3 separate regions of the Mus musculus genome follow, and regions 2 and 3 are each linked to region 1. A link is a loop called in an ENCODE intact Hi-C map of the cell type or tissue named here. Cell type or tissue: heart. All regions are shown on one strand. Region 1 holds the start of Wnt11 (wingless-type MMTV integration site family, member 11). Region 2 has its middle 16 kb from the start of Gm19656. Region 3 has its middle 17 kb from the start of Gm33720.

The links. Peaks named below come from ENCODE experiments on the same cell type or tissue, not always from the same donor. Only the 100,000 strongest peaks of a DNase experiment are listed, where the experiment ranks them.
Region 2: a loop joins it to region 1, with 5 times the contacts of the local background. A loop is called at or near these places in 33 of 42 quality-filtered maps.
Region 3: a loop joins it to region 1, with 4 times the contacts of the local background. A loop is called at or near these places in 9 of 42 quality-filtered maps.

The regions. Positions count from the first base shown.
Region 1 is chr7:98,833,845-98,841,844 of GRCm38, reverse strand. It overlaps Wnt11 (wingless-type MMTV integration site family, member 11), which reads right to left and starts at 3,000. Exons shown (of 5, transcript NM_009519.2): 1 at 2,655-3,000. The coding sequence starts at 2,737. Gm33770 (a long non-coding RNA gene) reads left to right here and starts at 5,750. Exons shown (of 3, transcript XR_378356.3): 1 at 5,750-5,930. In heart, CTCF peaks have their summits at 2,804 (motif pointing left), 3,759, 4,749 and 4,965 (motif pointing right); DNase peaks (open chromatin) are centred at 3,774, 5,094, 5,964, 6,824 and 1 weaker place; H3K4me3 peaks cover 7,183 bases; H3K27ac peaks cover 5,211 bases; H3K27me3 peaks cover 1,798 bases.
Region 2 is chr7:98,738,660-98,746,659 of GRCm38, reverse strand. No RefSeq gene overlaps it. Among named protein-coding and RNA genes, the nearest start is that of Gm19656, 16 kb to the right of the region's middle. In heart, a CTCF peak has its summit at 3,128 (motif pointing left); a DNase peak (open chromatin) is centred at 3,059; H3K27me3 peaks cover 1,609 bases.
Region 3 is chr7:98,776,145-98,784,144 of GRCm38, reverse strand. No RefSeq gene overlaps it. Among named protein-coding and RNA genes, the nearest start is that of Gm33720, 17 kb to the right of the region's middle. In heart, a CTCF peak has its summit at 4,990 (motif pointing right); DNase peaks (open chromatin) are centred at 74, 554 and 4,994; H3K27ac peaks cover 1,567 bases.

The DNA of each region.
Region 1 (8,000 bases):
GCAATGCTTAAGGTTCTCAGTGTATCACCAGGATCACCAGGCAGTCAGATTTCGACCCTGCTCCCCAATCCCTGATCCCACCTGTTTAGCTTGTCTGTCCCAGAAGCCCACCAGGTGGGCACCTCAGGCCACCAACTCACATCTGGTTTCAGTTCTTGTGTCAAATGTCCCTTTCATCTCCAGGTCACTTTCCAAGCCTGCACACATGGTCCCCAGGACTGCCCCAGGACAGCTGGCCCTGACGAGTCCCTACCCCCACTGCACAACTGTCCCGGGACTTCCTTCTACCAACAGCCCAACCCAAAGGTCTGCTCTACTCCTCATTGGCTATGAAACTCTGCTAAAGATCCTCCAAGGTGTTCCTTTCCTCTGCTGGGCAGAGGGGCTCAGGAAAGCAGAACACACAACACAGATTGGGAGACTGAAAAGAAGCCGTATGTATGTCAAAAATAGCACCCGGCACCCAGCAAGGCTGCATCTGTGTGCACAAGTGCCTATGCCTGCTCCCACTCTTCCCCCCACGGGCAGGGGGCTGAACCCAGGGCCTCGCACATGCTGGGCTGTACTCCCAACCCTTATCATTATTTTTAAATGTTAAGGCAGAGTCTCACCACGTGGCTCTGGCTGGCTTTGAATGAACCTGTACCTTGGCTAGGCACTGAACTTGCAATCCTCCTGCCTCAGCCCCTTCAGTAGCTGAGATTACCAGCCTCTGCCACCAAGCTTGGCTATACTATTCTTAAGCTTTGCTTCTCCCAGGCCCTCTATTTTCCAGCTGCAGTAATAGTTCAACCATTATCAAGGGTTAGCCTCGTAAGCCCTCTGCTTGGGTTCCTCTGATCTCACAGCCACAGGGCCAGCATGTGACCTTGTGGCCGCTACTTACCATCTCTATACCTTAACTTCCTTATTGTGAAGCAACGAAAAGTCAGTCTGTCACCTATCTCATGGAGTGTTAACAAATCAGATAGAGGCCTGCAGCTCTCAGAGCTGTGTAATAGGACACCCTGTGGTCCCTGCTCCCTGCAGGGGACAGGGGATGCTCCTGCCCCCATACTTCTGTCCTTGTTCTTCCTCCAGCCTGGGACACCTGCTTCACATTCCATCTCTGCCCGTCAAGTCCTCCCTGGGGGATGTCTTGAGTGCAGACTCTGAGCTGTGCCCATGTGTGTCAAGGCTTAGACGTAGTAGAGCAAAACTGGGTGTTGCTCTCAGCCGGCCTCGTACCCCACCCCATCCCCAGCACACGCCAGCTTGGGACTGTGTGTGTCACATGAATCCTTAGAACCTCAGGACGCCCTTTGTAGGGCAGATAAAGAGAGATGAGAGTTGTGTCCCCAGGACTCTATAAACAAAACAAGTCACCCAAGCTTGGTGCTAGGCCATGAAGGCCCCTGTAGCTCTCAGCAACCCCTTCCTTCTCTTCACCTCATCCCCTGGTCTGTAAAGCAATGGCTGAAGGGGCTTCTCTCACTGACTTGTGCCCAGCCCAATAAGCAAGAGTGCCTGACAGCAGCAGGAGGAGGTTCGAAGGAGCCTGGCCCAGGACAGACCCCCTTTCTTGTAAACCAGAAGTACAAGAAGATGGGATTTCCCTCCCGAATTATTTAATCAAGAACTCAGCACCAGAAAAGGCTGGACCAGGAACCTCCAGTTTTCCAGAGGTTCAGTGTGTTGCAGTAATTCCTTCTTCAAAGCGAATTCCTGGACCGACCCTCTTCAGTGCCCATAATCTATCAATCCCTTGTTTGATCTGCAGGCTCCCTAACCATGACCTGAGCAAGGCAGACACATTCCTGTTCTTGACTCTCCCACTCCGGGCACTGTACTCTGAGAGTGTCCTCCATATCTCCTACCTGCCAAACTCCTCACTTGTGCAGCCAAAAGTGGCAGCCTCTAGAAAATCTCTGTAACCCTCATGGGTGACCCAACCAGGCTGCCCTCCTCCGAGCCCCGGAGCCTCCACTCTTACAACCCCTGGAAAGTTATTTACAGCCCGGGCTTATCTCTCCCAGCCCAGGGACAGATCCTTCAGGAAGGGGCTGCCTTTCCCCATATCCCACTCCTTTCACACTGCCTACGGCAGCCACCACAGGAGGAACTAGCACTGCACGAGGAAACCAGGAAAATTGCCCCCAGCGACCATTTATCCTTCCAGGACATCCCTTAGCTTCGGACCTTCAGCAGCTCTTTAGGGAGTCTCCAATCAGATCCCAAGGAGCCGGTACTAACTATCCTTCTGACAGACCGAGTACTCGGAGGCCCCAGAAGGTGACACTTCCCCCAAGGTCCCCAGGTGGAAGGGGTCAAAACTCTCTTAGCAGACCTCCTGGAGGCTGACAGGCCATGATCCCGAACTGGACCCTGTGTCCTGAACTGAGCAGACTCTCTCTGAGTTGTGCCACTTGGAGAGGATGTTTCCCTAGTCCCTCACTGGCCTTTGAGCAACCCTGGCCTGGATGAGAAAATCCGCTCACCCACTTCGCAAGCCCGCGGAGGGTAAGAACAGCATATCACAGAAGAAGTCGCCGAGCTAAGAACGGCTCGCCCACGACGCCCAAGCCAACTTAGCCTCGCAGATTTTGGTGGGCTCACCCAACCTCTCCAGCTTCTCGCCCAATGGCCCATTGGAGTGAAAACGGAGTCCTACTTACAGCCACTTGATGCCATAGCACACGCCGGTGTGGAGCGCCAAGGCAAAGAGCAGAGCCTCGCAGACCTGCGGCCGCGCCCTCATCGTCGCGCGCGCCCGGCGCTCCCGGGGGTCGCACCCTGCAGGAGCCGCACCGAACTCCGCCGCCTGCAGGCCACCGCTGCTGTTCCTGCGCGCACGCCGCCTGCAATCACGGAGAACAGGGCGGCGGGTTAAGGCGGCGCGCGGGCTGGGAGGCGTTTTATTCAAATTACAAAGGAGGGGTCGGGCCGGGGAGGCTGAGCGAGGAAGGAGTCCGCTCTCTCCCCGAACCGCCCGAGACCCGCCGGCGTCAGGCTCGGATTAGGTGAGACCCTAGCGCGGCCGAGGGCGTGTCGCCCAGGGCAGATCAGGGTTGAGCGGCCCAGGAAGGACAGGGTGAAGCAGATAGGAGGTTCTCGGGAGACCCAGCAGAGAGTCTGGAGAGGACCGCAAGGAGGAGACCCCACCACCAGCAGCAGCGCGAAAACCAACTGACGTAGCGACCGCAAGGAGAGGAACTGATCCGGAATATGATTTAGGCTCCTATACTAATCCACGATATCGATTATTAGTTATTGCAGCTTTAATGAGTCTACAGTTTATTCATCTGCGAATGGGGTGATCTGAGCAGAATTCTCCTTTTACAGAGAACAGTCTCCCAGTGTAGCCAGCCATCTTTACTCCTCTCAGACCTGTGATGGGTATTGTCACTCCATCCATCTCAGATGAGGAAACCGAGGCCCAGAGATGTGGAAACATCTGTTCAGTTAGTTGTTAGGCTGTTCAGTTAGTGAGCACCCGTCTGGTGCTGGGCTGTTGAGCTATTTTGTCTACCTGTGCCGGGTAAGCTAAGGGCAGGGAGAACACAGAAGACGGTGCTATTTCTGGGCACCTACTTTCCAGTAAGGGAAGGGGAAACTGCAAAAATGGGGTGGAGGTGGGTGCTCTTTACACACTGAGGCATCTCCAGCGCCTGAAGAGCTACTTCAGACTTGCCACTTCAGTGCCTCGGTCCGGACGAGGCAGCGCCAAAGCTCCCTAGCAGAGCAGGGAAGCTCCAGGCCTGCAAGAGGTTGATTCTGGGACCGCCAGGCGGCGAGCTAGGGCCGCGGAGGAGCCGCCACCCCGCCCGCTTGCAGCCTGCGGAGCTGCTTTCTGAGGCTTGACTCCCTTCTCATCATTCTCACCTCATTAACTCCCTTCCAGGCTTCTCCCAAATTTACCAACACCTGGCATTCGCCCCGAGTCATACACAGCCCCTCTCCTCTCTGGAGCAGCAAGGACAAAGGGATTCCTTCCAAAAGGGTCTACAGAGTCTGAGGAAGGAGGTGCCAGACTTGGGGGGGGGGGGGTCTCTGGAACAGGGAAGAGCGGTTCTCATCTGGCTCTGTGAGTTTGGGCAATTCCTCAACCACCCCAGCCTAAGTTTTCCCTTTTATTAAAAAGCAAAGACCTGGACTCCAGCTTTCTGATCTTCGTCTGATCTTCTCTCTGTATCCGCTATTATTATACATACCTGTGTAGCCTATGCACGCCTGTGTGTTTCAAATGTACAGGCTTGAACACACACACACACACACACACACACACACACACACGTTTGAAACGTCATAGTTTTCTGGGGCCTTCTGGCAGAATCCAGAGGAATTCAAGCAGAAAACCTTGAATTACCCCCCCCCCTTCACAGAGTCCCCCAAGTCTGAAATGCTTGGCACAAACACGACTCCAAGCTGGGGTCTCAACGGGATTTTTGGTGCAGTCCGAATCTTCCTCTTACCTCTTCCGTATCCAGATCTTTCCCTCCCTGTTGGAAGTTTGCACACTTCCCCCAAATCAGAAAAATGTCTGCAGGATCAGATCGCAGAGGAGGGGGGGGGCCTCAAAACACCAGTCATTGTCTCTTTGTTCCCACTTAAAGTGTGGGATCCCCGAAGGCACCCAGAGTTTCTAAGTGGGAAGGGATCGCTAAGTCGCAGAAGGAATCTCAAGGACTTACACCGGGGTATCAATATACGACTCCCAGTGAGAGGAAGGGTGGCCCAAACCGCACAGCAGTCGGTCGGGGACCCAGGCCTCCAGCTATTCCCTGCTCTTCCCAGCAGCTCCAGAGGCCCTAGACTTCTCCTTCCGTCACCCCGGCGCGTTGCTTAAAAGGCACCTTGGTCTCTGGGTACTGATATTATTCTCGTCCTACCTAAGAAGGTCCAGGACAGCCTTGGGAGCCGCTGTGTCACCCTCACCTTGCGCCCAGAGGGTCAGAGCGCATTCGTCGCTCGAAGTCCCCGGTCCGCCAGGGGGAGCTAAGCCTGGGTTCAAAGAAATATCTGCCCCGGCCTCACACAGTGGGACTTCGGGCTCTACTGTTCGCGTCTTGGATGAAGCGCAGAGTGACTTCCCTCTTGGCCTTGGTTATCCCTTAAGACTTGTTTTCGTTATCCCTGAACTAACTACGCAACCTCTTGCTTCAGACTGGGCGCCCAGCCTGCAATGGGAACAGTCTCATAGTGGGCCCGCGGGAAAAAAAAAAAGCAGTGCTTATAGAGAAAGAGAGAGCAAATCTTTCTTCCTCTCCTTGGACACTTAGTCTAAGCTACCCAGCTTGCAGCAGTCTGAAGAATGAGCCTCCCAGAGCTGTGCAAACGTCGGACACTACGGACACTGTGGCCCAGCCACGGGCCGCCAACAGGTGATCTTAAGGCTTGGAGCCTTGGAGAGCTTTAGAAACTTTACTTTAGATAACCTTCCCGCTCAGGCTAACCGGCGAGGATTGGCCGAGCCTCTCCCACCCCCGGTGTGCTATGCTGGCTCCAGCTTTGGTGCTGTGCGCCGGGACAATGTCCGCAATTGACCGACTATAATGACCAAATGGGCTGCTCCAAGAGGCTGGCCGCGCAGCACTCAAAACAAAAAGGGTGCGACAGGGACGCCGAGCGACAGCTTCAAGGTTACCTGCGAGGTTGCGTGAGACCTGACTTTAAGCTCAGCGGAGAGGCTGTCAGGATCTTCTATGTTGTTCCAGGTCACCGCGGAGACGCAGTGTTTGAAAAGTGGATAGGGAGAGTGCGGAACTCCTGCCACCCGCTGGAGCGGAATCCTGTGTTCCCAAAGACTGTAAGGGACACGGAGGCAATTCAGTGCCACGGGTGGAAGGTACCGGGCTGGTGGATGTAAGCCAGATGTTCGGAGCGCTCCAGATGTGTCACAGGGCGGGGGCAGGACTCTCCTCCCTATCCCCAGCCCCCAACCTGGAGCTGAGGTCGGTAAACAAACTCGCCCCCCTTCCCAGCTGCCTCTAGGAGCCCTTCTCACCTCTCGGAGCTATCCCCCCCCTGCTCTGGCAGGAGCTAGGGACTTCTCGGCTTTTGTCCCCCTCTCTTGCCTCCTCACACACACCCTCTGTCGCGGGATCCAAATCCCCCCACCCCCGGGATGGCTCGGGCGTGACCTCATCAACCCGCAGACTGCGAGGGAGGGGACCGAGTCCTGGGATGGGAGACAGGACGGAAGAACCTGAAGGGGGAGAACTGAAGGAACCATACAACCCACCCCATCCTTCACACACACACACACACACACACACACACACACACACACACACACCAGGCCCCTAGTCCCAGGGTCGTCCGGGAAGTTGCGTTCCCCCAAGAGGAGTTACTCGAAATGCTGCGGAGGAGAGAGGTGAGGAAAGGAGAGCGACGAAAGCCACTTTGGTTTGCTTCTCCGGGAGTGGGTGTCCTATCAATAAGGGGGTCTCTAGGGCTCAGTCGCCTCCCTCCCTACCCAGTGGGTTCCTGATTAACATTAGCCACGGCCACTGCTCACCTTTGGGACGCTCTCCCGGCGCGCCCAGCCTGCCCCTGCAACCTCGGCCGCCCCCAGGAGTTGCGAGTGCGGTCCCCCGCCGGCGGGAGCGGCGAGGATAGCTTCTTCCAGACGCAGCTCAGCAGGGAGCCGGGGATCCTGGCAACTCGGGCGCGGACGCCAAGGCGGTCAGTTGTGCTCGGCTCTCCGGCCTGCGCCCGCGGATCTCCGGAGCTCTCTCCTCGCCCGGCACGATCTGCGGCGCCCGCCGGCCCAAGCGTTTTATAAGGCGCGGACCGTCGCTTTGATCCGCCCACGTCAGCGCGCCGAATCCCCACCCGGTGGCTCGCGCGGGGCGGGGCGGGGTCCCCATGACGCCTCGGACCCGCGGCGCCCGCCCGGCGCTCCGGGACACTTTGCACCCTATTGCTGTACGGAAGGGAATTTGCTCGCCACGGTTAGTGTTGAAAGCATGCCTGTTGAGTGCCAGCGGCGCGCCGGGCGCAGGGACGGCCCACCTCCGAAGCTAGTAATGATCAGCAAAGAGCCTGAACTAGCCAGAGGGTCTGACCTAAATGCGGAGGACAGCTTTACTAAATGCGTTTGCCCCTTACATGCTTCAGGAGTTGGGAGGTCTTGAGCCCTGAGCTTCTGCTGTGGTCCTACAAGCTTCACTGGGCCATCTTTCTAGGCATCTCAGAGGGGCGCTCACCTCTAAGAGGTGCAAGGGCTCTGGTATGAGAAGAGCATCAAAAAGTGCCTCCAAGTAGGCTGTGGTTGCAGGGGACTCTTGTGGGCGAACCCAGCGGGCAGTAGGGGCTCTCTCAGTCCCAACAGAGGACCAGGTTTCAGAAGCTAACCAGCACTGGTGAAGACTTCCCCTGAGTGTAGTCCTGTTTATGAGTTGATCCTGCTCCCACCCCCTACCCCTCAATTGCTCTTCCTTGACTAGAACCGAGGCCAGCCTTATTTCCCTCGGTTTCTAACCAAGTGTTGTGGTTCTACCAGTTTCTGTCTTCTTCATTCTAGGGTTTTCGACATCTGAATGTGCTCAGGGTTTATCTAGCTCACTAGTAGAAAGGAAACCGGAGGCAAGAAGGGGCTTCCCTGGGATCTCCCAAGCTGTCTGCTACCCTCCCCCCACTCTTCGTAGCTGCTATTGAAGTGCTCACAAGCTCCCCCCAATACATACACACACACATAGACAGGAGGGAGGGAGAAAGAGAGAGAGAGAGAGAGAGAGAGAGAGAGAGAGAGAGAGAGAGAGAGAGAGAACCACAATCCATCCACAATGGCCACCAGCCCTCTTGCACATGAGGCTGGGACATATCATCACAATGGTTATAAACACACTATCAAGGGATATCTGTATATATCACATGTCCATAAACCCAGTAGCACGTAGGTGTGCAGTAGTCATATATATATATATATATATATATATATATATATATATATATATATATAATTAGATTGCTACACAACACATAGACTACCCACAAATAGTTCACTCACAAACATACAA
Region 2 (8,000 bases), 95 kb after region 1:
AGCCCCACCTTCCAGGGCAGGGTGGGGGTAGATAGAGGAACCCCCATCCTGAGAGCTAAGTAGTTGCCTCTCCAAGTAGCTAGGCCCCATTGGTTGCAACAAGAAGCTGTGATCAGGGCCTTGTGGGAGCCACCAGGGAAACCTCCCAGAGAGGATGACCTCATCAGATGGTGTGATGCTGGCTGGCAGCAGGTGGGCACTATGTTGGGTGGCACCAAACTGACATCTCTCTTCCCCAGCAATCCTACAATGTCCTTCTCCATAGATCCCCCTGAAGATGCTCAGTTAGAGGGAGGAGGATACACTCGAGGAGGGCTCCCAGCACGGGTTACACGCTCACCCTGGGGAGAGGATAGATTAGCTACCACTGAGACCCACGCTGCACTAAGGACACACTGACAGGCGCTCCCGAAAGGGCCCGAGTAACAGGCTTGGGAGAATGGGAAGCAGCAGAGGGGCAAGGAATCAGACCTGCCTTCTGACCTGGCTCCCTGTGGACCCTCTCTGTGCCTCCTCCTCCTGCAGATCACCCAGGGCTTCCAGGTGTGTCCAACCTTTTGATGTTGCAACATGATGCTGTCACCTATGAAGTTCACACACAAGAACTCGATGTTTTAAAGAACTTTATGGTGTTGTGTTGGGTTGCACGCAAAGCTGTCTTTGAGGTATGCACCCCACAAGCTACAGTCTGGACATACCCTTTAGCTTTAGATACTGAGGGCCACCGTCTTACACGCGTTCTCGCGACCGGCCAGGAAAGACGCAACAAACCAGAATCTTCTGCGGCAAAACTTTATTGCTTACATCTTCAGGAGCAAGAGTGCAAGCCCCAAGCCCCTTGCTTACATCTTTAGGAGCCAGAGCGCCAGAGCGCCAGAGCGCCAGAGCGCCAGAGCGCCAGAGCGCCAGAGCGCAGAGCAAGAGCTCTATTGTTTACATCTTTAGGAGCAAGAGAGCAAGCCCCCAAAGCCCAAGCCCAAAACGAAAGCGAAACCCCGTCCCTCTTAAGGAGAGTTATCCTTCGCCTAGGACGTATCACTCCCTGATTGGCTGCAGCCCATGGCCGAGTTGTAGTCACGGGGAAGGCAGAGCACATGGGGTGGAGAACTACCTTTGGCACATGCGCAGATTATTTGTTTACCACTTAGAACACAGCTGTCAGCGCCATCTTGTAACGGCGAATGTGGGGGCGGCTTCCCACAACACCGTACCTCTAGCTTCTCATAGCTCAGGACTACAGGGACACTGAACCTAGAGTCGCCATGGGAAACTCCAGACTACCAGTCTCCTAATTGGTAGCTAAAGGACCAGAGTCACATCCTGAGCTGAGGGTCCTCCTATCACTTATTCCAAGACCCAGAAGCCTGAGTCCACTCTGGCAGCCTCTACTCTCTCCTGTGCCTGTGTTGAGCTTCTCAGAAGTAAATTGCTCCAGCCTGTTGCTGTGTCCTGCCTGTTCTATGCAGGGGCAGCTAAATCACCAATTCCCTCCTTGCCTTGTGGCACCAGTCGTCTCACTGCAGGGCTTCTTGGAAAGATCTCAGACCAAGAACATCCCAGCCCCTGGACCTTGCCAGTTCCCTGGCCTCTAGCTGGCTGTAGGTCCCTTATCAGTGTCATCAATGCCCGGGTCTGCCAAGGTGCCTGCCTGCCTCTAAACAATGGGGCTCACAGAAAAGGAGAGAACCTCACTTTTTTAAAAATTATTTTTATTTCTGATTTTGTGTATGTTGGTACATGCTGGTAGTTATGTACATGTGAGTACAGGTGTTCACAGGGCTAGTCATTCCCGAGGTGAAAGCAGTCATGAGCTACTTAATGTGGGTGCTGGGAAGCCAACCTGGGTCCTCTAGGAGAACAATGTAAGTTCTTAACTGATGGGCCATCTTTCCAGCCTCAGACCTCACCTCTTGAAGGCACTCTGCTGCAGGAACCTCGGCTAGCCACCAGAGCTCCATACCATCCCTGTAAACCCCAGGATGACCCACTGAGCTCCGGATCCCTTCAGTCATGTTCCCTGGCTTTGCAGTACTTGGCAGTGTGTGGAGCCCACTTCCATCACACATTGCTTTGTGGTACCAGTGAGATCATGCTCTCCTGGGGGTGAGTCTTCATTTCAGGAAAGCCAAGACAATAATTCCATTCTGATCTCACCAGATTGCCAGAGGCTGCATGGGAACACAGGGGCACAGAGCCTGGCCGGGTAGGCGGTGTCAAGGTGTTCCTAGGACGCTGCTCATCCAACATGGCTGCGCTGAGCCCTGTGACAGTGAATGGGGGTGAACTAGATGTCAGAGCTCTGAGTGCTCTGGCAGAGGAGACAGGTAGGGCACTCAGGTACACAGTGTGTCACAGGCCGAGGAGGACCCAAGGCAGCCCCCACTAAGTCACAGGTGCTGAGCAGCAGTTTGACTGTAGGACAATGCTGTGAGCATATCAGTGATGGGGGGAGACATGGGGACAAGCATGACCAGGCCAGGGGACCTAGGCAGATTTGCATGCTAAGAGGACGTGGGTATCTGTCACGGACCCTCCTGAGAGGCTGAAAACCTATGGGTGACCTGGTCAAGAAAAGATTTTAGCAAAAGAGGTTGATGGCTGGATCAATAGTAAAAATGTCCTCCTGGGGGTGGGGGAAGGACTTTGATTAACAGTTATGGAAAAGACCTACAGTTGGGGGAGAGGTGTGTAGGAAGTTCTGTCCTAGCCTGGCAGATGGTGAGGAAAGGAATGGAGAGATGGTGGCAAACCGACTTAGGAGGAAGGGACTGGGTGATAGAGGAGCTCCCTGTCTGGTACACTAGAACCTTCCTATTCTACTAACCTATCCAGTAACTCAGGCCAGCCCCTTCCTCTCTGGACCTTGTTTCCCCATCTGGGAAATAGGAGCTAGGGCCAGAAGAGCCCAGAGGCCCAGCCCCAAGCTCATACCACTGTCCTCAAGAGGCTTTAAAGTACTGGCCTTTCATGCTTCAGGAGTGGGGGCATTCACCTCCCCCTGGTCCCCACAATCCATCCTTTCTCAAAGTACGGGCTCTGGAGTTAGAGGGCCTCACCCACCCTCAGGTGAGGGCAGGTAACCTAGTCCAGTAGACTGCATGTACAGAGCTACAGCGCCACCTACTGCCCATCTGGAAAAGCCCACCAGGTTCAGGCTTTTGGACCCAAATCCCTGTGGACTGAAGCACATCTGGCCCCTCCTCAGCCCAGGCCTCTAGGAGGACTCTGAGCACATCAGCTCTTTCCAGGAGCACACGGTGTGGGAAAGCATCACCTCCCCTTGCTTCCTCCAGGGATGAGCCTCCATTCTGTTCAGTTCATTCTCTCTGGCCCCACAGCCAGTCTATGTGGAAAAGCCCACTCCTTCTCTGATTTCCCACTGCTGCTACCTTGGCCCCAGGCACTGGGTCTCATTCTTGTCAAGTGAAGACTGGAGAGCCCAGCTTCTCTAGTAGTTTTTCCAAGGCCACAAACTGGTCGGCTCTTTCCAGCGTGCTGCCCTCCAAACTCAGTATTTCAATGATGCACAGTGACACACATCTGTCAGAGGCCACCTCTTGGTCTTTGCATATGCTGCCCTTTGAATTCTTTGTCTTTCAAAACTTTCCTTAACTGTTTTCAAAAAAGCCTACCCACCCATTGGGCCTGCACACCCCACACTGTGCAGTATGGATACCAGGGCTTCTGGTGGTCGGGACAGAAGGTGCACTGAAAAGCTGCCCCCCCCCCACACACACACATCCCTACAAGCCCAAGAACATCTACTGGCTGCTTCAGGGGCTGGAGGAGAGGGTGTGGAGGATTCAAGACCTCAGGAAGCACCTTGCACCCTGGTACCCCACTGTCCTCAGTGGGAGATGGGGCGTCTCAGTGGATTGTGGAGGTGACCCTGAGCCCCCCTCCAAGTCTTACTGATCCTCAACCTGGAAGTGAAGAGCCCCCATCCTCATCACATGCCATGCTGACCTGTGCTGACTGACCATGATTGCTTGTGGTGGCAGGGGAGGATTGTGGGGGGGGGGCATTGTGCGGGCAGCCTTTTAGGAAGGCAGGTATGCACTCCTCTGTGTAGGTGGCTGGGCAGAGGCACTTCCACTTGAGTCCAGTTACTGTGCTCACTTCCCAGTTGGGAAACTGAAGCATCCCAAGGCCAGAGAGAAGGGCCTGCTCTATTCACTTCGCCTTTGGCAGCGCTGTAGGCTGAGGGGTAGCTCACACTTAGATGAGCACAACGGATAGCCAATACACACACAAACGCGTGTTCAGCATCTGTAACTGTCAGGAAAATACAGATCAAAACTACAAGGAGAATCCGTCTCACCTCAGGACAGCTATCATCAAGAAAGCAACTAAGAAAGAGCACAGGCATGGGGTGAGAGGAGCTCTTACATCAGAGGTTCTCAACCTGTGGGTCGAGAAGGAGTCACATGTCAATATCCTGTATATCCTGTACATAACGACTCATAACAGCAGCAAAATCACAGTTATGGAGTAGCAACGAAATATTTTATGGCAGGGGTGGGGTCCCCACAACACGAGGGAGTGTATTAAAGGGTCACAGCGTTAGGAAGGTTGGGAACCACTGTATACACTGCTGATGGGATTGTAAATGATTGTAGCCACTACGGAAGTCAGTATGGAGGTTCCTGGAAAAACTAAAAAGAACTGTCATGTGCTCCAGCTGTGCTTCTCCTGGGTAAACACTCAAAGGGACTGAAGGCCAGCATGTAATTAAAATTCCTTCACATCTGTGTTTACAGTGACACTAGTAACAACAAGCAAATCCTGGGGTTGGCCTCTTATAGATGAATGCGTGAAGACACCGTGAGCAGATGAGCACAGGGTTATTCTTGTTCAGTTGTACCTGCAGGAAAAACGATGGACCTGGGAATCATTATGACATGCAGAATAACCAAGCGCAAAGACAAGCACTGTGTCTTCTTTTGTATCCAGGATCTAGAAAATGCAGCATAAATGTAGATGGGGACCATGAGAGAAGAGGGGACGAGCCTGGGGGAGGAGCGTAAGAAAATAGTCAAGAGTGAGGTACCACAGGTGCACACATGAAGTTCATTGTGTCACAATGAACCCATTGCTTTACAGGCCAAGGCCAGCTGCAGTGGAGGCTGTGGAAGTAGCTCTAAGTTCATGAACTGCTTGCTCAGCATGCATGAGGCCCTGGGTTTGATCCCCAGCACCAGGTGAAAGCAGGCATAATGACACAGTCCTGTAATCCTAGCAATCAGGGGGTAGAGACAAGAGGATCAAGAGTTTAAGGTCATCTACAAGTCAGAGGCCAGCCTGGGCTATATGAGACCCCCGTCTCAAAGCTAAATTATAATGAAAGAGAAAAGGTAATCACGGGGGCGGGGGGGTGTGGGGGTGTGGGGACAGTTGCCAACACAGAGATTCCAGGCCATCTCCTAGAGACTAAGACAAGCAGGCAGCCCATGCTCCACATACATGTTGAATGCATTAGGAAGTTCCCTGGGCTGATGAGATGATAAAACTAGACCAGACAGGGTGGGGATGCGAAGGGCTGGGCTTAGAAGGGAAGGGTTTGAATCCAGGAGCAGAGTTCTGCAGCTGGGAAGTTAACCTCTGCGTTCTGGTTTCCTCTTGCCTCAAAGAGAGATGCTGTCCAGCTCCTGTAATATCAGAGATCTGATGAAAGTGCCTTGCAAATTTCTCCCCAACTCTCATTATTATTCCAGTCATTGCTGGTTCTCTATGAGAGAAGCCAGGCTGAGGGTGGGTGATAGGCTCAGCAGTCAGTCCCTCCTGTAACACCACCCTGAGCCAATCTCAGGGAATGAAGATCCCCCTCTTCCTCTGAGCCACACCCACCCCCTTCTCCTCCCCCTTCCCAAATCTGTAGGCTTTCCCTGGGTCTAGGCTGACTTAGTACACGTGCCATTTTCTCACCAGAACGTGTAACTTCTTCCTCCAGGGTACCTCAAAGTCAGCAATGACAGAGGGCCTAGAGGGAGGAGACAGCCCTGAGCTCAAATTTCTCTCAGAGCTGTGGGATCTTGGTCTGTGGATCAACTTCCTGAGCCCTGTAGCTCAGAAATGTGTAAATGAGCTGACATCTGCAAGGGACTGTAACATCTGCCACTGGGTTGGCCCAATCAGGTCAGGCCACCCGGGAGTTTGAGCTTGGGAGACAGGAAGGCATCACAAGAAGTGGATTTGGACTTGGGCATTCACGGGGGTGGGGGTGGGGTAAGGTGGAGTGGAAAGTTTCCTACCCCTCCCCCAAGGTCTGGCCACACTTTGTTGATGTTTATAAACGGGCAGTAAATAATCCTTGCACAGACTGTGTTATTGCTTTTCCTTTAAAAACTGAAGTGAGGTAAATTGCCCTGTGGTCTTTTCTGAAATCAATTAAATCAACACAAAGGGATTTATCAAAACATTGGCAAGCAGACCCATAGGACCAGGGATGGTCGGTGGCTGAGTCCCAGACAGGCAAGAAAGGGGAGGAAAGCAGTTCAGGGCACACTGGAAACCCTTGGATGCTTCTGGAATCTGCTGTGCTGGTACTTCTGGAACTGGGCAGGAGCTAACGACACAAAGACTGCATGGAAATCTATTTAAGAAACAGATTCCTGGGCTGCAGAGGTGGCTCAGTGGTTAAGAGCACTTTCTGTTCTTGCAGAGGATCAGGGTTCAGTTCTGGGCACCCACATGGTGGTTCATAAGTGTCTATAACTTCCATTCCGGGAGATTGGATGCCTTCCTCTGAACTCCGTGGGTACCACGCATGAACGTAGCACACATACATACATGCAGGGGAAGCACTCACGTACATAAAATAAAAATAAATATGTGTTAACGTTGGAAGGGGTAGATTCCAAGTTTTCCCATGCCACCCCTCTGCACAATAGCAACAAATGGTCCAGGAGGAATTGACACAAGAGCTCAGGCAGGAGCTTTTCTCTTCATCAGTCTTTGAAGTGCCTCAACCAGATCCTGCATGCAACTCTATTCTGTTCCCAGAGAACCAAGCCTGTGCTGTAGTGTTCCATTCTTAGACACAAGCACAGAGATGAGCAGGCACTTGGGGACACCCCCAGTGGGAGAGTCAAAGGTTTTAAAGGATAAAAGGCAAAGTAACATCAAAATCCCAGGGAGAACTAAAAAGGAATCTAGATAAGGGAGTCGACATGAAGCAGGCTTCAAACAGAAAAGAGTAATTAGTGCTCTAAAAATCGAGGTATTATAGTCATTGAACAAGAATGGGATGCTACAAAACAAGAACTCTTGGGCGTTAAATATAAAATAGCAAAAAGGGGGAATTAAGAAGAACAATTGGAAGAAAGTTTGGAGGAAAACAGAGCAGAATGATGAAGAGAAACCAGAAGAGAGGGGATAATGAGGATGTAAGGGGATTCAGCCCAGATAGCCAGAGCAATGGAAGGCTAGTCGGAAACACTGACGGTCAACAAGACAGGAGCTTATGATGGAAGCCGCCCCAGGTCAGCAAGGATGGCTCACCAGGTAAGGGCGCTTGCCTGAGCCTGATTCAATTCTTTGGAAGGCTACTGAAAGGTGCTATCCTTTGAGCCAGACTGCTTCCATCTTTGTTAAATTAGCTGTGCTTGCTTGTGAGAGAGTTCAGCACAATCTGGCCTGTGGAGATTCCCTCTGGGAAAGAGTTGGTGGGGTCAGTGGATCATCCTATGAGTACCAGCCATTCTTCCCAGCCCTCTATATGCCATTCAGCCCTAATTGAACATGACCTTTTGCTGCAGTATATAGGCTCAAAACTCTAGGGGAAGAAGACTCCACATATGTTGCTATGGGAACAATCAGGGTGACTGCTTTGGAGTCATCCACTCTCCTATAAGCAGCTCCTCATCTGTGCATGCCCTGGAAATAAGCCCCATAAACTCATTGGTTCCCCAGCATGAGCTTCAGTGAAATAAAGTTTTTGTTCATCATTAGAATCGTAGAGGGAGGGAGACATAGTTTATGTCTTCCTCCAAGGAAGGATT
Region 3 (8,000 bases), 58 kb after region 1:
AAGCCCCCTCCAGGGAGAGCGTTGAGCAACTCTCGAGGCTGGCTGATATCCAGCCCTTGGCTAATATCCAGCCAGGACTGGGGAATGACCGGATTGTTCAGAAGTTGACACGTTGGCTCAGAGGTTCACAGCTTGTTGTGGGGAATGGCCTTTATACAATGTCTGAGAACAATGGAGTGGGCTGGCACCCCGGGAAGTTCATAATTGGCTTTGGGAAACACTTCAAGAATGACTTCTCTTCTCTAGGCCAGTATCATTTTGAAAGTCAGAAATCTCTGGTGCAAACAGAAATCCTGGTTGAAGTAAATAAAGCATTTGGATGAAAAGAAATGTGTGAATTCATGGAGCTTGAAATTAGTAGTAGATGGGCCTTGGCTGCAGATCTTGGGTCAAATCCCAGCTTAGCGCTTACTGGAAGGTTGGTCCCGAGCAAACCTGAGCTCCTCGGCTGGGCCATGGGGACGGCCTGCCTATCTCACAGAGCTACAGAACAGCTCCTCTCCCCCCCACCCCGCCCCTACCCAGCCTTGCACATTCTCAGGGGAGCCTCTGGAAGGCCCTCACACATCACCCTAGGAGCTGCCATCTGCTCCATGAGAAGTGAGCAGAGGAAGGGGACAGACAGACAAGGGATGACTTACACTTTCAGTAAGAGTCACAGTGTCCCAGAAATCAAAGGAGGGACTACTTTCTTCAGAGGGACAGAACTCAGGCTGTAGGCTCAAAGCTGCCAGGAAACAGAAATGCAGGTCCAAAAGACCACAGTGAGAACCAGCCTTCTGCTACGTCAGCTCCAGAGGAAGAAAGGATGGGTGGGAGGAGGGAGGAGGGAGGAGGGAGGAGGGAGGAGGGAGGAGGGAGGAGGGAGGAGGGAGCGTTGCTCCTGTCATTGCATCACAATCTCAGCTCCAGCCTCCCAACAGTACTCTAAGGCTCAGACAGGTACAGGACATTACCCCATGTCACACAACACATGAACTGAAGAGTCCCGTGTAAGCCCCGGATCTTAGCCCATCTATGCAAATGTCTAATTTCAAGATGAGATAGTAACACACCTCTTCTCTGGGTCTGAGACAGACAGAGAGCATCATCCCAGGATGCCAGCATCATGCACACCACTCTTCAGAGTGACAGGAATACTCAGGACAGACAGACCCTACAGCCTCATTCAAAAATTTTATCTTCTCTGAGTTCAAGACCTCGAGTGCTCACTCATGGTTACATTCGGGCTTAGCATAGTCCTCTCCAGACACCTCTATGTCATCTGTTCTTGGCAGCCAGGGGGTTCTTTTTTTTTTTAAGTACAAATTATTCAACATGGCACATAGTGCCTGTCCAACTATAAATGTGTTCACACATGGCATCGTTGAGTAGGCCAAACCTCCATTCCTACCTCTTGGCTTTTGCTCACATTGTTCCTTCTGCTAAGATGCCCCTCTGCCTTCTTCCAGTAGAAAAATTCATGCCCACATCCCATTTCTTCTCAGAGCCTGTTCTGAAGATAAGGATATGTTCCCAAAAGGCCACTCAAGAAGGGAAAGAAAACACATGTTCTGGCCAGAGCACAGTGAGCATGTGACCAAGAACCAATCTCCTCTCCTCTCCCCAGGCTCGGTGCTTCTTACCTATAAGCCAGTGCTAAGATTCCTTATCTCCTACACTTTGGGTGATGATTAAGTGCGGGGAGTGAGGGGGACGGGGACTATAAAAGGTCTCTACAGATTTCAGACTCTTTCAGAACATTATTTGTGGTCAGTGATCAAATTGCCATAGACTGACAAAAAATTTGCTTACATGTCTGGGTGTGGCAGTGCACATCTGTAATCCCAGCACTTGGGAGATGGAGACAGGAAGATCAAGAATTCAAGGTTGCCATGGTTATATGACGGAAAGATCCTTTCTCAATAGTCTTCATGGATATTCAAATATTCAATCCCACAGTTTCTGATGGGTCACATGTTCTTTCCTGAACAAGTCCCTATGGACAGGAAGTTATGGCAATGACTGCCAGGCTCAGGACTCACTGCTGGCCGTGCACTGGGGTTTAGAGAACACTCTACCGGAAATAAATGAACCAGTGTGTGTGAATGAGCAGAGCAAGATCAGGTGTAACCCTTCTCTCAGCTAACCGTCAATCACACATACTTTTATTTATACACAGAATAATGCCTTCCCATCTCTTCTCCTCCCCCAAACTGAATCAAGCAAAGACTGGTGATTACCTATTTATGAATATCTGAATTCTTTATATTCTCTTCCTTCAAAGTTAGTTGTAGTCTTTATTTGTAGTCTTTAGTTTCTGTCTACAATGAGCTATGATTCCACACTGACAGAAAGAGAATTGAGTCACTGTAACCATTCAAACTTGAAGGAACCAGGAAAGGAAGACAACACCGGCACATAACGTTAACCAGCTCTTCTGATGAACAGAGATCAGAGTCTCCCAGTCCTGGTCAAGGAAGGAATTATTTGGATGGAGTGACAGACCTCTTACTCCAAGGATGTCCACATGCTAATCCCTAGACTGTGACTACATTAGAATAAAAGAGGAATTCAGATCACTGACGGGGCAAAGCTTCAGTAACTCTCTATTTTCTTTCTTTCTTTCTTTCTTTCTTTTTTTTTTTTTTTTTTTTTTTTTAGGTTTTTCGAGACAGGGTTTCTCTGTGTAGCCCTGGCTGTCCTGGAACTCACTCTGTAGACCAGGCTGGCCTCGACCTCAGAAATCCGCCTGCCTCTGCCTCCCAAGTGTTAGGATTAAAGGCGTGCGCCACCACGCCCGGCTAACTCTCCATTTTCAATGAAATACCCGTGGCTGAGTAGCTAAGCAGGAGAAGAGAGTTCTTTAGCTCTCGGTTTTAAAGGGCAGACATCCAAACAGCTCTCTGGATGCATCACCTCCTTAGTGGCGGAAGATGCCACGCGGTGGGACACTTGTGAAAAGGCGAGATCGCGTGGCCAGACACAAGGCCAGAGAAAGGAAAGGCAGTAATAACCTTGTGGTGGCTAATCGTCAGTCAGCTTGACTGAATACAACGTCATTGTGAAAATACACATCTGTTATGTGTTTCCAGAAAGGCTTAACTGAGGATGGAAAACCCACCCTGAATAGGGGTATCTCCATCCTGTGGGCTAGAGAGCTGGACTAGGTGTTGGCATTTAGTCTAGGCTCTGTCCCACAGTTGCCTGGCAACAGCCAGGTGTGTCTGACTCTCTATAGAAGGGGCTGCTTGCCCCCTCCTCTCCCTCTTGCTCCTGCTCTGTCCCCCAGCTCCTGCTTCCCCCTCCCCATTTCCCTCCCCCCTTCTCCATGTGTTCGTGGCTGGCCTCTACTCTCTACTTACTCTCTCTCTCTCTCTCTCTCTCTCTCTGCCTTTCTCTGTCTCTTCTCCCTCAACTCCCCTCCCCATGCCCTGAATAAACTCTATTCATGCGGCTGGTCCCTCGGGGGAAGGGATGCCTCAGCATGGCCCCCGCAGAGCCACCCCCTTTCCCTACACCTGACTGCACATCCACCAAGCACATTCCTTATCTCTCTATCTTTTTATAAAACACAACACTGGGTAAAAAGGATAAAGCAGGCTAAGAACAATCACTCATGGCTCAGTTCCTGATTGCAGGCACAATGTGTTTCATACTTCTGCTGCTATGCCTTCTCCACTAGGACCGACTATACCTTCAAACTATAAGCCAAGATAAATCACTTTAGTCAATTGTTTTGACATAGTAACTAATAAGAGACCTCTTACAGGCTCTACCTCTTAGAGGTCTATCTGTAGTCAGACTTTGGCAACTTTGTGGCTTCTTATTTCTGCTGCCCTTCTCCATCCTTTTTCTAGCCCTTCAATCCCCTAACACTACCTAGGAGAGAGAAAAGGATAGGGGGTGGGGAGGAAAGGAGCGGCATTTTTTTTTCTTTTTCGAGACAGGGTTTCTCTGTATAGCCCTGGCTGTCCTGGAACTCACTTTGTAGACCAGGCTGGCCTCGAACTCAGAAATCCACCTGCCTCTGCCTCCCAAGTGCTGGGATTAAAGGCATGCGCCACCGTGCCCGGCTGGGAGCAGCATTATTGTTAGACTACTTTCTGTTGATTAGGGGCATCAAGTTCCTTGGGCCAAGTTTGATCTTTGCTGTCGGGATATCTAAGTTCTTCTTTTTCTTCTTTGAGCACAACTACTTAGCAAATTGCCGCCCACAGCAACCAACCAATGACCCATCACTACCACCACCCAATGACCCACCCTCTCCGGGCCTTAGCATTTCAATATCCTCTCAAAAGTCCCCAGACTTCCAAACACCACACAATTGCAGAAACTATCTGCAGCTGGCAAAATCATGTACCACTAGAGCACAGGGCAAATTATAGTCAGCTGCTGCGGACCGTCTGAAGTAGCCCCACATACCACACATGAGGTTAAAACGAAAACATATTCCCATAATACTTCTGTGTTTTCAAAGAAACCAAAATTCTCACTACATTTATTTTTTTAAATTTATCTGTGTTAAGTATTCGTATGTGCACATGCATATGTGTGCACACAGATGCACATGTCACAATGCATGTGTGGAAGTTGGATGACGGCTTGCGATAGTTCTCTCTTTCTAAAGTGTGGGAACGACTGAGCTGGTAAAGGCCTGCCACACAAGTCCCAGCATCCATATAATACCAAAGCACTGTGATCCAGATCTGTAACCTCAGGGCAGACAGAGATAGCTCAAGTTTTGGAACTCACTGGCCAGGTCCCCTAACCTAGTCAGTGAGCTCCAATGTTCAATGAAAATCCTTGTCTCAAAAAACAGAAAGAAAGATAAGGGAAGGCATTCCATGTTAACCTGCGACCTCCACACCCACAAACACATATACAAAGATGCCAGTGGCTGCCAATTTGCCCAAAGTCAACCAACTAGAGAAAGAGGAGGCCAAGATGCCAACCTTCACCTGCCTGTCTTCAGACAGTGTTTTATCCTCAGGGCATATACTTGCCCAGCAGGGGGCACTCGTGCCCACACGCCAACAAGGCTGAAGGCTTCCTGGTGGGACAGCCCAGAGGACAGTGGCTGGAATGTGGGGCCCTGGCTGTGCTGGGCTGTCCTGGGGGATGAGCTCTTCCTATCCAGACCTTGACTGCTACTCGCCTCCGATTTCTAGCTGGCTCAAGGTAGTATGGCTCTCAGCTGCATCAGTCTACACTGGTGGAGCAATGCAAGACTTTGTCTCAAGATTTATTCTTCTCTCTGTTGTCACCTCCACTCTCATCTGATCTGAGGGTGTCCCCGGAGTGTTACAGGGGAGGAAAGGCCGGGGGCCCCCAATTCCTTCCTGACAGATGTGAAATGGGTCAGGGGCCATCGGGGAGGTAAAGGGATCTCTAAAAATGCTTGTGCAGTTTGGGGTGGAGTAGGGCTCTGAGTGTGCACCCCAGGGACTATCCCAGCTCGCTGACAAGCAAAAGCAGCTCCCTCCCTCTTTCCCAATGTATGCAACCCACTCAGAGGCCCAGGCCACATCGCTGGCTGAGTGGGAACAACCAAGGGTCCCAGACCACAACATTTAAACACAGAGCCTAGGCTGCCCCAGGAAAACATCTAGTCTAATCTCTTCATTGGTCCAAAGAAGGGAGTTGGCTTGTCTTGGGCCACAGAGTCAAGCCAGGACTACTGCCTGATTTCGCCTTAGCTTTCTGGGAGTAAAATCCAGGCTTGTGGAGAAGCTAGAATGAGGTGCAGCTTGCCAAGCAAACTTGAGTGAGAACTAACAGCCCTCATGCATCAGGCTCACTATGTGCAGGACCCAGGACCCACTGTGTGACAGGCCTCAGGAAGAAACTGAAACCCTACAAGGGAACTTTTAGAGAGATGTGTGTGGCTGTATATATATGGACAAGGGGCTTGAGCTGTGCGTTTAAGACTGGCGGGCTTTTCTCTGCCAGTTTTATACCTTAATCTGTTTAAATGCTGGGAATCAGAGGCTCAGAGAAGTCAATGGACTCTCTCAATACCACACAGTGGAGAGTGGCTAAGCTCAGCCTTTAACTATCTGGCTGCAAAGTCCCCGGCTGCACCTCTCCACACAAGACTGTTGTTGTACATCAGCATTTCAGCGACTCTGACCCATACACTATTCCAATTTGCAGCACCTAGGCCCAAAGGAGTGAGTGGCTGAGAGGTCTAGGAGGCCCCAGAGGGAGGCTAAGGGGATCTAGATGTAGGACATTCATGGGCCTCCCAGCTGGCCCCTGTGTGGTATACAACCTGAAGATCTATAAGCATTCCCACACTCCGGGATGTAGGGCAAATCAAACCCAACCTCTGTGCCTTCTCTACCCTCCCTGCATCCCCTGCAGCAACTCTCCCCCCCCCCCCCAGCCTCTCTCCCCTGCAGTTCCCTGCCTGGCCTCTTTGCTTCTACTTTATAGGCTGGGCAGACAGGTCCTCAGGGGCCACCTGCCTGGGGCTGTCTGAGCTCCCTGTGTGGGATGTGTACAGAGCCAGCTTTCGAGTGGGGGCAATGGTCCTTGAAAAACCCAAAAGCATTCCTTGTCAATGTGACGTGACGGCAAGGATCAGTGGGAAAGGGTGGGAGGGAGGATTGGGTCATGGGAGAGAGCAAAGTCTAGCAGAAGCCCCTCCCATTGCCCAGCACCTAGTTGGGTAAAGCCTATCTGCACAGCTTGGCTCCTGAACCTGCTGAAGGTCAGGTGAAGCCAGGGACTATCAGAAAGCCCTAGTAACTTGCCCAGGGCACACAGCAACACTGAAGGTCCACTGAGCATGAGAGCCAGCTCCATCTGAGGCCTCCTTCACCACACTGTCCAGCCCTTTTCTAGCTCATACTGGGGCACAGGGGCGGGGGAAGGCTCAAGGAGGCAGGCAGCCCACCTGTCAAGCGCACCGAGGCACTGGGATGTTGGCAGGAGTGACTGAGATGTCTTCTGCTGGGCGGGGTCATGGTCTGCAGACACTACAGCCTGTTGGCCCTGTGAACAGGACTAGGAGGCCCACCTGGGCCAGGTGGGGCCGAGCTAAGGCCCATGCCCTGGATGTAAGGGGATCTCAGCAGAGCCAGAGAGATGGCAGCAGGCTGGACTCTCCTGCTTCCCAGCCCTGCTGAAATGGGAGTGTTGTAAAATGTGGTTCTCTGAGCAAAACAGCTGCCATCTTCCTCAATCAGCTGTGCCAGCTTGCAATCTGCCACGAAGAGCCAACTTGGTGCCTGTTGACATTCCCTCAGAGAGGGAGTAGAGAGTCACTGGGTCTTTGCCTGACAATCCAGCCTCTCCTATCAGCCACTTATATGCCCTTCTGCCCTAATTGCACATGGCCTCAAGGTCTTGAGAGTAGCAAGACTACACAGGCTGGGGTGTCTGATAGGGAGTGCAACATCTATGTAGCCTTGGAGAACCCATCATCCATGCTGGGTGTGGATTTTCCAGGGTGGCTGCTTTGGGGTCACTGATGCGTTACAAGTAAGCCTAATAGACACTTTGGTTCCCTCTGGTGAGCTTTAGTAGAATCGTTTGGTTGTTCATCTGGTTGTTGGGGCCTTACAAGGAGGAAGCAGACATAGTTGACATCTCCCCAAGGAAGAATTCTTGAGTCAGGGGCACATAGTCTGTCTAAACCTCCTTTGTGGCTGGAGAAGACTGAGAGACTCCACATCAAGGAGAGCCTTCCTCAGGCCATTTGCACATCAGAGAGCAATCAAGAGTGGAGACAAGCATGGTAACTTTGGAGTCACCTTCCTGGGTTCAAATCTCAGCTACGCAAACTCGGCCATGGACGCAAGCCCATGTTACAGACGTGGACAGAATGATCACTGCAGAGAGTGGGTGAGATTCTCCAGTGTGAACATCTCTAGCACGTTAGGGTCAGGCTGGGACATCGACTAGTTGTCTTCCCATAGAGCTTAGTGCTTAGAGAAGGACACCTGCCTGACACTGCTCCTGACAGCCCTGGCCAGCCCGGCCTCAGTCTTCCATTATAAGTGTTCAGTGTTCGA